2 separate regions of the Mus musculus genome follow, and region 1 is linked to region 2. Evidence: chromatin loops called from intact Hi-C (ENCODE). Cell type or tissue: heart. All regions are shown on one strand. Links, peaks and the distances in the headings refer to the core of each region. The heading gives the core; the rest is flanking DNA. Region 1 overlaps Bckdhb (branched chain ketoacid dehydrogenase E1, beta polypeptide). Region 2 overlaps Bckdhb (branched chain ketoacid dehydrogenase E1, beta polypeptide).

Region 1 (5,386 bases), core at 226-5,225, 160 kb before region 2:
TTATTCTTAAGCCAAACTTTCTCAGCAAATTTCAAAATGTAAAATCACAGTCTTAACTAAATTCAAATGTGAGGTCTCTATTATACAACTTCTCAGACACATCTTCAGCGTCTGCTGTTGAGACTCCATGTTTTATCCTTGATGCAAACCCCTGGCAAGTTGATACGAAAATTTTTAACATTTCTTTGAGCTACTTAAAGAATGAACTGAATCCCCAATTAGTGGAGGTTTTTTTTTTTTTTATTCAAACTCTGAGCATATACATATTTACTTAAATTCCAACTCTATTTTTAAAATAGAGTTATTTTCTGAAGTTGGAAACAAACACCATTTCCGGTATTCCTGGGTTTCCCTGGATACAGCCAAGCTACCTAACACCCAGTTGGAGATGATATTAAATAGGCAAAAAAAAGAAAAAAAGAAAAACATAGAAAGAAAGAAAGGAAGGAAGAAAGCAAGAGAGAAGGAAAGAAAGAAAAAAAGAAGGAAAGAAAGAAAGAAGGAAGGAAAGAGAAAAAAGAAAAAAATTTCATGGTTCAGAGTCACAACATGCCACAATATTAACATCTTGATATGAAAATCTCAACAACTCTTGACATATTGCCTGTAGAAAATGAAGTAGCACAAATTTTAAAACCAAAATTTAGTATTGAATCAGTGCCTCCTACTAACCCAAAATTATTATAAGTTAGATATTAGATTCCTGTTTTCCTAAGCTAGTTTTCTAAATTTTGCTATTTTATCATAACAGCTGATGAAAAGAAAATAAGGATAACTCATTTGTTCATTTATAACATATATATTTTTAAAAACATGGCACTATACTGTGATGATCTAAGGACCCATAAATTTAAAAATATTAGTTGATTTTAATTTTCATGAATTCTAAATTAGGCATCAGAAACATAAAACCTAGCACTACATCAATACCTCTTTGGTTTCCCAGGTAAAACCAGCAAAGATTTTTGTCCTACTTCAGGCTTGTCCCCGTATTCGTGAACTATGAGCTACGATGCCCACCATTTTCAATAAATGGTAGAGTAAGAAAAAAATGACTTAAAATTAATTTCCTCATTAAATCTCCCTGCAGCGCATTTACTGATGACAACTGGACTCTGAAGGGGCTTTTGGGCTTCATAATTTTGCAGTCCGAGGTTGAGACTCCTTAGAGATAAAGTATGTGCAATTTGACATGTAGAACGCACTGGGACGCAATGCTTTTGTTTAAATATGTTATATGCAGGAAAGTGGGGGGAAGGCAAGGATCTCAAATTTCCACAGACGCCAAAGCTTCTCAAATTTTACAGTTCAAATTCTTCCTATAGAAAAGAGCACGGACCGAGGCAGCAGCGGCACGGGAAGGAGAAATTTCCTTAAGATGTGGACACATAATGATAAACATAAGCCGGCAACAGCTCGGGGGTCCCCTCGGGAGCAAACAGCTCTGTTCTCGATAAGGTAGGATTTCCTGTGTGCTTGTCACCGACAAATTAAAATCCTCCTGAAAAGTAACTTCAGGTGATTGCAAAAAGCCGTGTTTCTGCACATTTTTCCATAAATTTCTTGGGGTCGCAGTCTACCACCACCAGATGTTCAAATGTCGGATGTCAGGCATCATCCCAGCTAAGGCGACCTTTGTCTCCTCTCAGGGAGATGCACTGTTTCGGCTTTGACCTGCTGAGTTAGTGAGCAGTCGGCACTCTCCGACTTTTGTAACCTGTTCTTAAGTTTCAAACCTAACCATAAACCGAAACTAAAAAGAACAGATGGGGTCCTCTAGAACTGCCCCGTCTTTCTAATAAAAAACAAAAACAAAACCAAGAAACTGGATTTTTAAAAAGGTGGCTAAAATATTTGTTATTTCAAAAATCAGTATTGAAAAGCTATCATGGTTTATAAATAAATATTTTCCTTCTCTTTAAACATGCTAAATCTATGTGTTGATGTTAAATTTATGTGTTGTTGTTTATGTTTAAAAATGTTAAAACAGTTGGCTAAACACACACACACACACACACACACACACACACACACACACACACAAGGAAAAGGGGAGAGTGACCACTTTACAATATATGCATGATGCCAACAGACAATGTCAATGTTTTATGAAATGAAACACTTTTCTAACAAGTTAATTCTGGGTGCCATAGCAACATAACCTTTCAAGCTTGATTTTAGTGACTACATTAGGCCGAGTTGTTCTGCAATAGTTTGACTCTGACCACTAGATAGATGACGTCAATTTTAACCATAAAGCCTGGCAGAAATAAATGTTACATGTTGGCATCAATCATTTGGCAGATATCTGGTCAGAAATGTGATGCTGTTGTCTGCTGCTACTCATAAAGTTTAGTCACTAAATAGATGAAGTCTGTGTTAGGGATGTGTGACAGAGGCTGCAAGGGGCAGGTAAAAACCCTTATCAGATGCACAGGACTTCTGTATCGGGCTATGTGTAGCCTGTTCGTGAAAACAAATCTAGTTGTTGCAGTGACTGTTAGTATCTAACTCAAATAAGACGCAGAATCCAAAGTAAATTTTTTCTCTAGTGATGTTTCTGCCCTTAAAATTGGTTATTTCTTACAAAAACGCATTTCACGTGGAATGCCTACGAATTTGCAAACATTTTCCTGCTAGTGTTTCAGGAGTCAGGGGATGGCTCAAATCCATGGCTTTTTCTGTAATTGAGAAAATAGGTGCTGATAAGACCATTTCGGCTCTGCACGCAGCCTTAGCACAGCTGTACAGCCTGCTCAGTGCAGATAAACGTCCAACAAAGAGGATAAAAACCACAGACTTATCAGAGGGGTGGCTGGCGGCTGACATCTGGCTCCTAATACTTATATAGTTAAGTGTAGAAAGGTCTGACGGAAGGCACCCTTAGCAGGGAGCCTGAGGTGAGCCAACAAACAGTAGTGATATAAAAGGTAATATTCATGTGTTTGTTTAGATGGATCAGAACGTTTCTTTACCACCATTTTATTCTTTTAAATCCTACTTGCTAGGGACTGGTTTCCATATATTAAATCTGTACCTCCAATGAAGATCTGTGGCTAAAGTAGGAAGTACCGAACCATCCCCACCCCCACCCCCAGCCAGAGGCCACGGGGATCCACATACCACTCATTATGTCAAGGCATAAATGGCCTCAATTTCCCATATACTCAACACATGCAAGGAATAGCCAGAAAAACAACATGGAGAAAGACAGAGGGGAGAAAAATGAAGCTGCCCATTTGCCTATGAGTTCCAGGAAGGAGCATGTATACACAGAAGCTGATAAGTACTAACCTAGCCTAGACAGTAACTAAACAGATACTCCTTTTTGATAATGCACTAGCATTAACTATCTATATGATCTGCCTTGATCCTTTTAACATCTCTGTGGTGGTGACAAGTGAGACAGTGAGTCTGGGATGGCTCCATCCTCACACAGGTACACACACATTGCTGTCCACCTAAACCTGGGGAGGGGGGAGGTTTCACTTGACGCAGGTGCATCATGAAAGACTAGAGTCTCTCGTACTCAAAGGCTCTTTGCTTGGACCAAGGCGATTCTGTAGTTAGTGCTACTGCTGCACCTGGCAACAGGAGCCATTTGTTTCTTTCAAGGCGAACTGAGATTTTGTCCTTTTTAACTCTCACAAGCAGCAGCAGGACTGGAGTCTGTACTGAGGAAGAAGGCTCAGACAGTGGGGACTGGGCAGCCTTCTTTAATCAGAATCACAGCAAGTGGGTGTGCAGACTCGACGATTTTCTTTTTTTTAAAGATGCTTTCTGAAGCGATGTGCATGGTGTGCACGGGAGGGATTTGTTTTAAGTTAACTCTGAGCAGCTTGCTTTGGTGGGAAGTACGTGACTGTGAGATCACACTTGTCTCCAGCTCGCAGCCATCGACGTAAGTTGGATGGTTTCTATAGTGAGTTTCAAATCACAAAGCACTTCAGAAGAAAAGGAAACCGGCCCCCTTTCATTTATTTATTTTTTTTTTATTTATGAGATAGTCCAGATGAATTTATCTAAGTTTTTTGGTTAAAATATTACAACTTTTTGAAAGGCTGGCAAAATACTTTAAATATGCATAGTTTGCAAGTCTTAGCCTGGCTTTGCCTTAAATTGGGGAATAGAACTTAACCTCCTCACAGTAAATGTTTTATAGTTGTTCTCCACACTTGACTGACTTTTTTTTTTTTTAGGACTCTACCACTAGAGAATAATATCTCTAAAGTATTTAAATTAATGGTTTTTGAGAATTAAATTAAGTCATCTTTTTTTTTTAAACAATCAAAACAACAGGCAATAGAGCAAGACACTGAAATTACAATCTCAAATTCAGTGTAAACTAAAGTGTAGCACAGGGTCCCTGTCTCAGAGCATAGACACCAACCCCAGTCCATGCTGATGCGAAAGGCCCCCGCAGCTGACACTGGGTCCTTCTTAAGGAGCTGTGGGCTCCCCTTAGCAGTAGGAAGCGAGCTGAACATGTATGTAAGTCCCAGCAAGTGGTCCTTGCCATGTACAGACAGAGCTGCACGGAGCAAACAAATCCTAGCTGTCTGGGGCAGACATTCCAGCCACTCCTGGAAAAGTTTCACTTTTAAAAGCACACATGTCTGCTTCTGTCTCTGTCTCTCTCTGTGTCTGCACATACATAGATATGTGCACACATGCCTAAGTGCATATATGTACACACGTGTGCATATATGAATCAGAGTTTCCAATGCATCCAAATCTCATCATTTTCGATTCCCAGCCTCCAAAAGGAGCAAGCTTACTTTTGACATAACGAATCACCAACCCGCAAGGATGTTCCCTAGGCTCCCTCCAAGGCTAATTACGTAGCAAATCTAATTAAGCTCATATGATTCATCTCAGCAGCAGGTACTTCAGTTACTTCGGCACTGCCAAAAGGGGTCTGAAGTGTGTGTTCTCCCTCCAAAATAATCACGCTGCACGCCAAACTGATAACCGTTAAACACAGCTGCAGAGCAAATGTGCAGTCCCGGTGTGGTAAATGCGGTGTTCGCACATCAATCTGCCCGCCACACAATTGCTGGTTCAGAACTACCGACTGTGCACATATAGCACAGCTATAGAATACTCTGTACATTAGTGCCTGTCCTCTGCTTCACTAGTGGCCTTGGACAGACAGGAGGGTTCCCTGATCTTGAGAAACACACACTGAAGGTCTGGAAAACCCCAAACCTCAAACACTGAAATGCTTCTTGCTAGACTGCTTTGCTTAAGTTCAACAGCTCATGTGAGTAAGAGCACAGAGAATTCTGTGCATTTGAGAGTACATTCGCTAACCTCATTCTTAAAAAATCACAGAAAGTCATCAACCCAAACTAATTGCTTTTAATTGCAGTTCTTAAGAATACTA
Region 2 (5,386 bases), core at 311-5,310:
CGGGATGGCTGACCTCTCAGAACTTCCATTTCTGTGGCTTTTTGTGATAGCTGATCTGTCTAAATCAAGGCTTCTCAGCCTCAGTACTACTGAGCCAAGAATCTCTGGGCTACACACAGCCTTCCTTTCTCTCCAACTCTGATATCCTATAAAGCATTAAATAGCTCATCCTCTTAAACGCTGTTTGTTGAACCATTCATTGTTCAGAAGTACCTTTAAGGGAATGCTCACTTAATCTTTGAGAAATTAAAATATGGTAGCCACTTCTGTCAACTTGAATTTTAATAGATTCCAAAGTGGTCATTTGTAACAAAAAAAAAAAGAAAATGATTAAAAAAAATCAACAAAGCAAATAAACAGGTCACTATAAATGAAGTATAGATTAACAGTATTCCATCTCGTTTCTGAGGGTAATTCCACCAATTGAACAAAAACATAAGAAACTGACAACACACGCACACAGTTCAATAAGACAAACAAATCATATATTCCATCTCTCCAAAGAATTCATATTTTCATAAGGTGTTTCATAAGGGTTTTCTTTAGCACCAAAACCCTCATCTCACCAACCGCTGTCCTGCAGTGCAAGCTTGTCACTGAGTCCAAGAGCAAGGCCATCAGTCAGACGAGCCTTTCAGCAGGAGGAATGTACAACAGAAGGCCATTCGCTATGCTGACGATATTAATATCATTATTCAGAGAAAAGTTTGGGACCTGTCAAAAAGCTATGCCTATGCCCCTCCAGGTTTGAAACTAATCTGGAAAAGACGCTTCTTAAAATAATATTCAACAGTGCTTAAGGTATTCAGAGAGCAGTGCATGAGGGGGACCAGAAGAAAGCACAAAAGATGGCCTGAAAGTGTGGAGGAGAGTCCATGGAGTCTCCTGGCCTTCCGTCTCCACCCAACGAGTGAGGACAGATACCAAAAGCCAACTGGCAAACACAGGCACGTCGCAAGATGCATCTTCTCTCTCGCCTCAGGATTATCCTTCTTCTCCCTCCCAACTTCAGCATCCTAAGGTATCTGGTTATAAAACTCCATTGGTGTTAGAGAAGAGAAGAGCTAAGCGGTTATATTAGCTCTCCAAGCTGCTACAGCAGCCACACATGTATGGATGCAGTAATGGAAAATCCCCAGTGCCTGAGAAAAGGCAGATGCCGGCCGGGCAGGAGACTCCTTCAAGTTCTCTGTCTCACCTAAGTTTCCTGCAGTCAGTGGGCCAAAGAGAGTCTAAGAAACACAGCCCAGCAATATTTATAGCAGTGCAGAATGGCACTGTGCAGATTGTAGCTTTAGGAGTTATTTGTGTTTATGTGGAGGGGTTTTGGGTAGAGGCCAGAAAACTGAAGAGTGGGCCATGAGGGGTAGGGTTGGGGGATGGTTTGGGAGGGGTGGGGAGGAAAATAGAAGACATGGGGTATAAAAGTGGAAGTGAGGATTCTGGTGAGGGGAGGGTTCAAGCAGGAACAAGGGGAAGGGAAATGGGGAGGCCAGAAAATGTGGGGACAATGCACAGAATCATCCAAAGCTATGTATGGATGAAAACGTTGCCATTAAGAAACCTGTTATTTTGTGTGCTAACTTAAATATATTTTTAAAGGAAAAAATTATAAATGCATACAGCAGTTTCATAGAAGACATACACCTAGCACACAGGGTCAAAGAAGACTGTTGCATATGCACGTGGCCTTCAACAGAAGAGTACCTTCTCCCCACAAACTAAATAATATAAACTATTCTCTCAATCTTTGCTTCCCTGGAAGTCTGCTAGCTCCATCCGATGCTGCTCTGAGACAGATCTCAGCGCCCACCACATTTAAAGCTGCCATTTGGTACACAATGAATTGCTGGGGACATACCATTCCATTGCTCTTAATTTCCAAGACACTCAGTTTGTTCTATCAAAGGACAGGGAAGGAAAAGAGAAACGGTTTGAAGCTTTTTATTTCCCACTCATCCCGGCCATCTGAGTACAAAACAAACCTGTAGCTCCCCGTTTAGTGTGGGCTCTAACCATGCCGCCCTTTCACGGTGATACGAAGCAGCGTCCAGCTTTCCAATACTACATCAGTAAACCTGCAAAACTTCCATCTTTACCTCCTGATGGATGCAAAAAACTTAGCCACGGTTCCACACCAGCACAATGCTCAGCTCTCATTGAAAAGCACAGACTGCCACCTACTGGCCACGAGCCTCTCTGCACTATACGCACAAGGCTTCTCAGAACAGGAAGCTGGGTATCTCCGGCTGCTTTCTATTGCTGGGAAAAAAAAAAAACACTGTGACCAAAAGTAACTGGGAAAGGAAGGGGGTTATCTCACCTTACAGCTTCTTGTCTGCATGAAAGGAAGGCAGGGCAGGGACTCAAGGCTAGAACCGAGATGCGGGAACTGAGCCACAGACCATGGGAGAAAGCTGACTAAGTGGCTTGTTCTCCAACACTTGCTCCACTTGCTTTCTTACACAACCCAGGACCACAGGCCCAGGGATGGCACTGCCCACAGTGGGTTTCGCCCTCCCACACAGATCATTAATCCAGAAAATTGCCCCACAGGTGTGTCCACAGGCCAGTCTGATGGGGGCATCTTCTCGGTCAAGGTTACCGCTTCTCAGATAACTCTAGCTTGTGTCGAGCTGTCGAGAACCAACAGAGTCAGCTCATCATAAAAAAAAAACAGTATCTTCAACTTTATTTTTACAATTTGTTTTTGTTTGTATAAATTATTTAAACTCCACAAAATAATGGTAAGCAGACATGTTTATGTGAAACTGAAAATTTCCTGGAGTACACTCAAAAGAGCAGAGGTTATTTTTGAAGTATTTATTTGATTTTTGTATGTTTGTTCCTTTCTTTTTTCTTTTTTTTTTCTTCTTTTTCATGCCATGAATCAGAAATATTTCTGTGAGCTCCCCAACATCCACATTACCTTTTAGTTCTGAAAACAGAACTTGATCACAGAGCAGTAACTTAACTGTCCGTCCCCATCAAGTACAGACTGTTTGAGATTTGAACACACAACCCACAGCACCTTTGCACACTGGCGCTACGAGTTACTCTGACACAATGCTAAAGCTAAAGATGTCCAGATGAAAGACCCTGACTCTGGATCTGGCCTTCTGCCTCACTTTCACGCTTTCCCAGATATAATCTCTAGCATACACCAGGCAATTGTGTTTAAATCTGTCTGTCCTGAGAAAGTTCTGAGAAATGGCTGCTCTGTTAATATCTAACTGCGTGCTTACTGGTGTTTATTTATGTGTTTTTCTGATCATGAATTTCTGACCTCAAACAACCTTCCTTAGATCATTGCTGTCTTTGTTACATTCATGTATCAAAGTTCACTGAAATTGAACTAAAATTGTCTACAGCATTAGACTGTGGTCTGCCCCATCCTTTAAGGTCCTCAAATCTCAGGTCTCGCAGACAAATCTGCATAGTTGAGTGAAAGCTGACAATCAGCATACTGTGGGACTCTAACATGAAGATCTGGGGTAGAATAGTCAATCTATGACTCTCAAGCTCAGGGTAGAGGTATAAATTAGAGGAAGAAAGTCAGAAGTTGCTAGTAGGACAACAGGAGAAAACGTGGATGAAATGCCCCACATAGAATGGATTCGGTAAAGAATCATACATGTGACCTGTGGGGAGAGTCAGGAAAACTGTCCCCTACATCACACTGAGTCAGCTGAAGAAGGAGTGCCCTCAGAAGCTGCACCACACAGAGAAAACACCAAGTTGTAAAACAGCACAATTCTACCTTTTGAATATTAATATATACAAACCTATTCAGATATGCTCCAGGTACAAATATTCCGATGCGCCCAGTGATCATCTCTGGAAATACCTGAAGGATGCTTACCCTCTCCTCTATATGTCCTGAAACAGTATACAATGCACACTCATCTCTCTGAAATCAAATGTATAAAAGTTTCTCTTTTTTTTTCTCTAAAGATTTAAAAGTTGCTAAGAGTCTGCAGTACAGAAGACAGCCTTCTAACCAACTTCTTTCACTCTCAAAGGCTCACAGAACACACAGCCAGGAGGAAGCAGAGGATTGGAACCCCGTTATCAGTGGCAGAAAAAACAAACATGCTGACTGTTCTCAGTACACCACACGGAACTCAATACCCCGGACCTCAAGAATGGTGCAATGGGGAAACACAATACTTTTGTTAAAGCTTTTAACCTCCCTCACTGCCCATTCAGAACACACCTGAGCACTCCGGGGCAGAAGCCACGGGCAGATAGATGACTGACATCAACTTCTAAGCCTGAATGTACCTGCTTTGAGATTAGGCAAGAGTGAATGAAGAAATAAAGCATGGGGCACCTAAGACGCATCATTAACAGTAAAAGAAGAAACGCATTCATTAGCGAGTCAGAGGGCTGAGCATTCTTAGAATCAAGGTAAGCTCGGACGGCTCTACCTCCGAGTGAAAAGGCAATGAAATCGGCCTGTAGAAAGGAAATGTGTGCCATGCAAGAGACACAGATTGGCTGTGAGCAAAGGCTCAGAGAAGGGGCCGCAGCTGGTGGACTTCAGTGTCACCTTGGCCAGGCCACAGTGCAGTTACATTTACTCAAACACAGCTCTAGACACTGCAGCAGAGATGCCCATTGGCTATGAAGAACTTTTAAGTCCTCTAAGCAGAGAACACTTCACAGGACAGAATGGGCTTTTTCTGGTCTTCCCCAGATTTGAAGTCTGAGGTTTCCCAAAGGAAACTAAATTTGGCTTCAAGACTCAACTGTAGGAATCCTGGTGAGCTTCCCTGCAGACCGGCCAGATCTCTACAACCATGCAAACCAATGCTGCAATACAAATGAAATCTCCACCAGTGTCTTAGTTAGTTTCCATCATCATGAAGAGATACCATGACCAAGGCAACTCTTATAAAGGGCAGCATTTAATTAGGGCTGCCTTAATAGGTTCACAGTTTCAGTCCATCATCATCAAGCTGGGAAGCATGGCAGCGTGCAGGCAGACAGGGTACTGGAAAAGCTAAGCATTCTACATCTTGATCCGACTGCAGCCAGGAGAGGGCTGACTGTCTCCCAGGCAGCTGGGAGGAGGGTCCCAGAACCCACCGCTATAGTGGCACACTCCCTCCAACAAGGCCACACCTCCTAATAGTGCCACTCCCTGGGCCAAGCATATTGAGACCACCACAACCACCAACATCAACAAAATACCCACTCTTACCAACACAGACAAATGGGCAGAATCTTGAGTTAGAGACAACGGGGCTGAGCTTGACGACAGTGATGGCAAGAGGAAGGGGTCCTTGGATAGATGAATGATGCAACAATCCATGTTGTGAACTGTTTGGCAATTTGTGATATGTGTAGTATAAACTACATTAGGAGAGTCCAGCTAGGTCAG

The links. A loop is a pair of places that touch in the nucleus more often than their neighbours do. Peaks named below come from ENCODE experiments on the same cell type or tissue, not always from the same donor. Only the 100,000 strongest peaks of a DNase experiment are listed, where the experiment ranks them.
Region 1: it touches region 2 in a loop (2.7-fold over the local background); 4 of 42 quality-filtered maps call a loop at or near these places.

What each region holds. Positions count from the first base shown.
Region 1 is chr9:84,110,424-84,115,809 of GRCm38, reverse strand. All of the region lies in intron 9 of Bckdhb (branched chain ketoacid dehydrogenase E1, beta polypeptide), which reads right to left. Among named protein-coding and RNA genes, the nearest start is that of Gm26146, 75 kb to the left of the region's middle. In heart, for the core only: no CTCF peak of the experiment used is centred there; no DNase peak of the experiment used is centred there; H3K27ac peaks cover 771 bases.
Region 2 is chr9:83,953,936-83,959,321 of GRCm38, reverse strand. All of the region lies in intron 3 of Bckdhb (branched chain ketoacid dehydrogenase E1, beta polypeptide), which reads right to left. Among named protein-coding and RNA genes, the nearest start is that of Gm29163, 18 kb to the right of the region's middle. In heart, for the core only: a CTCF peak has its summit at 2,186 (motif pointing left); no DNase peak of the experiment used is centred there.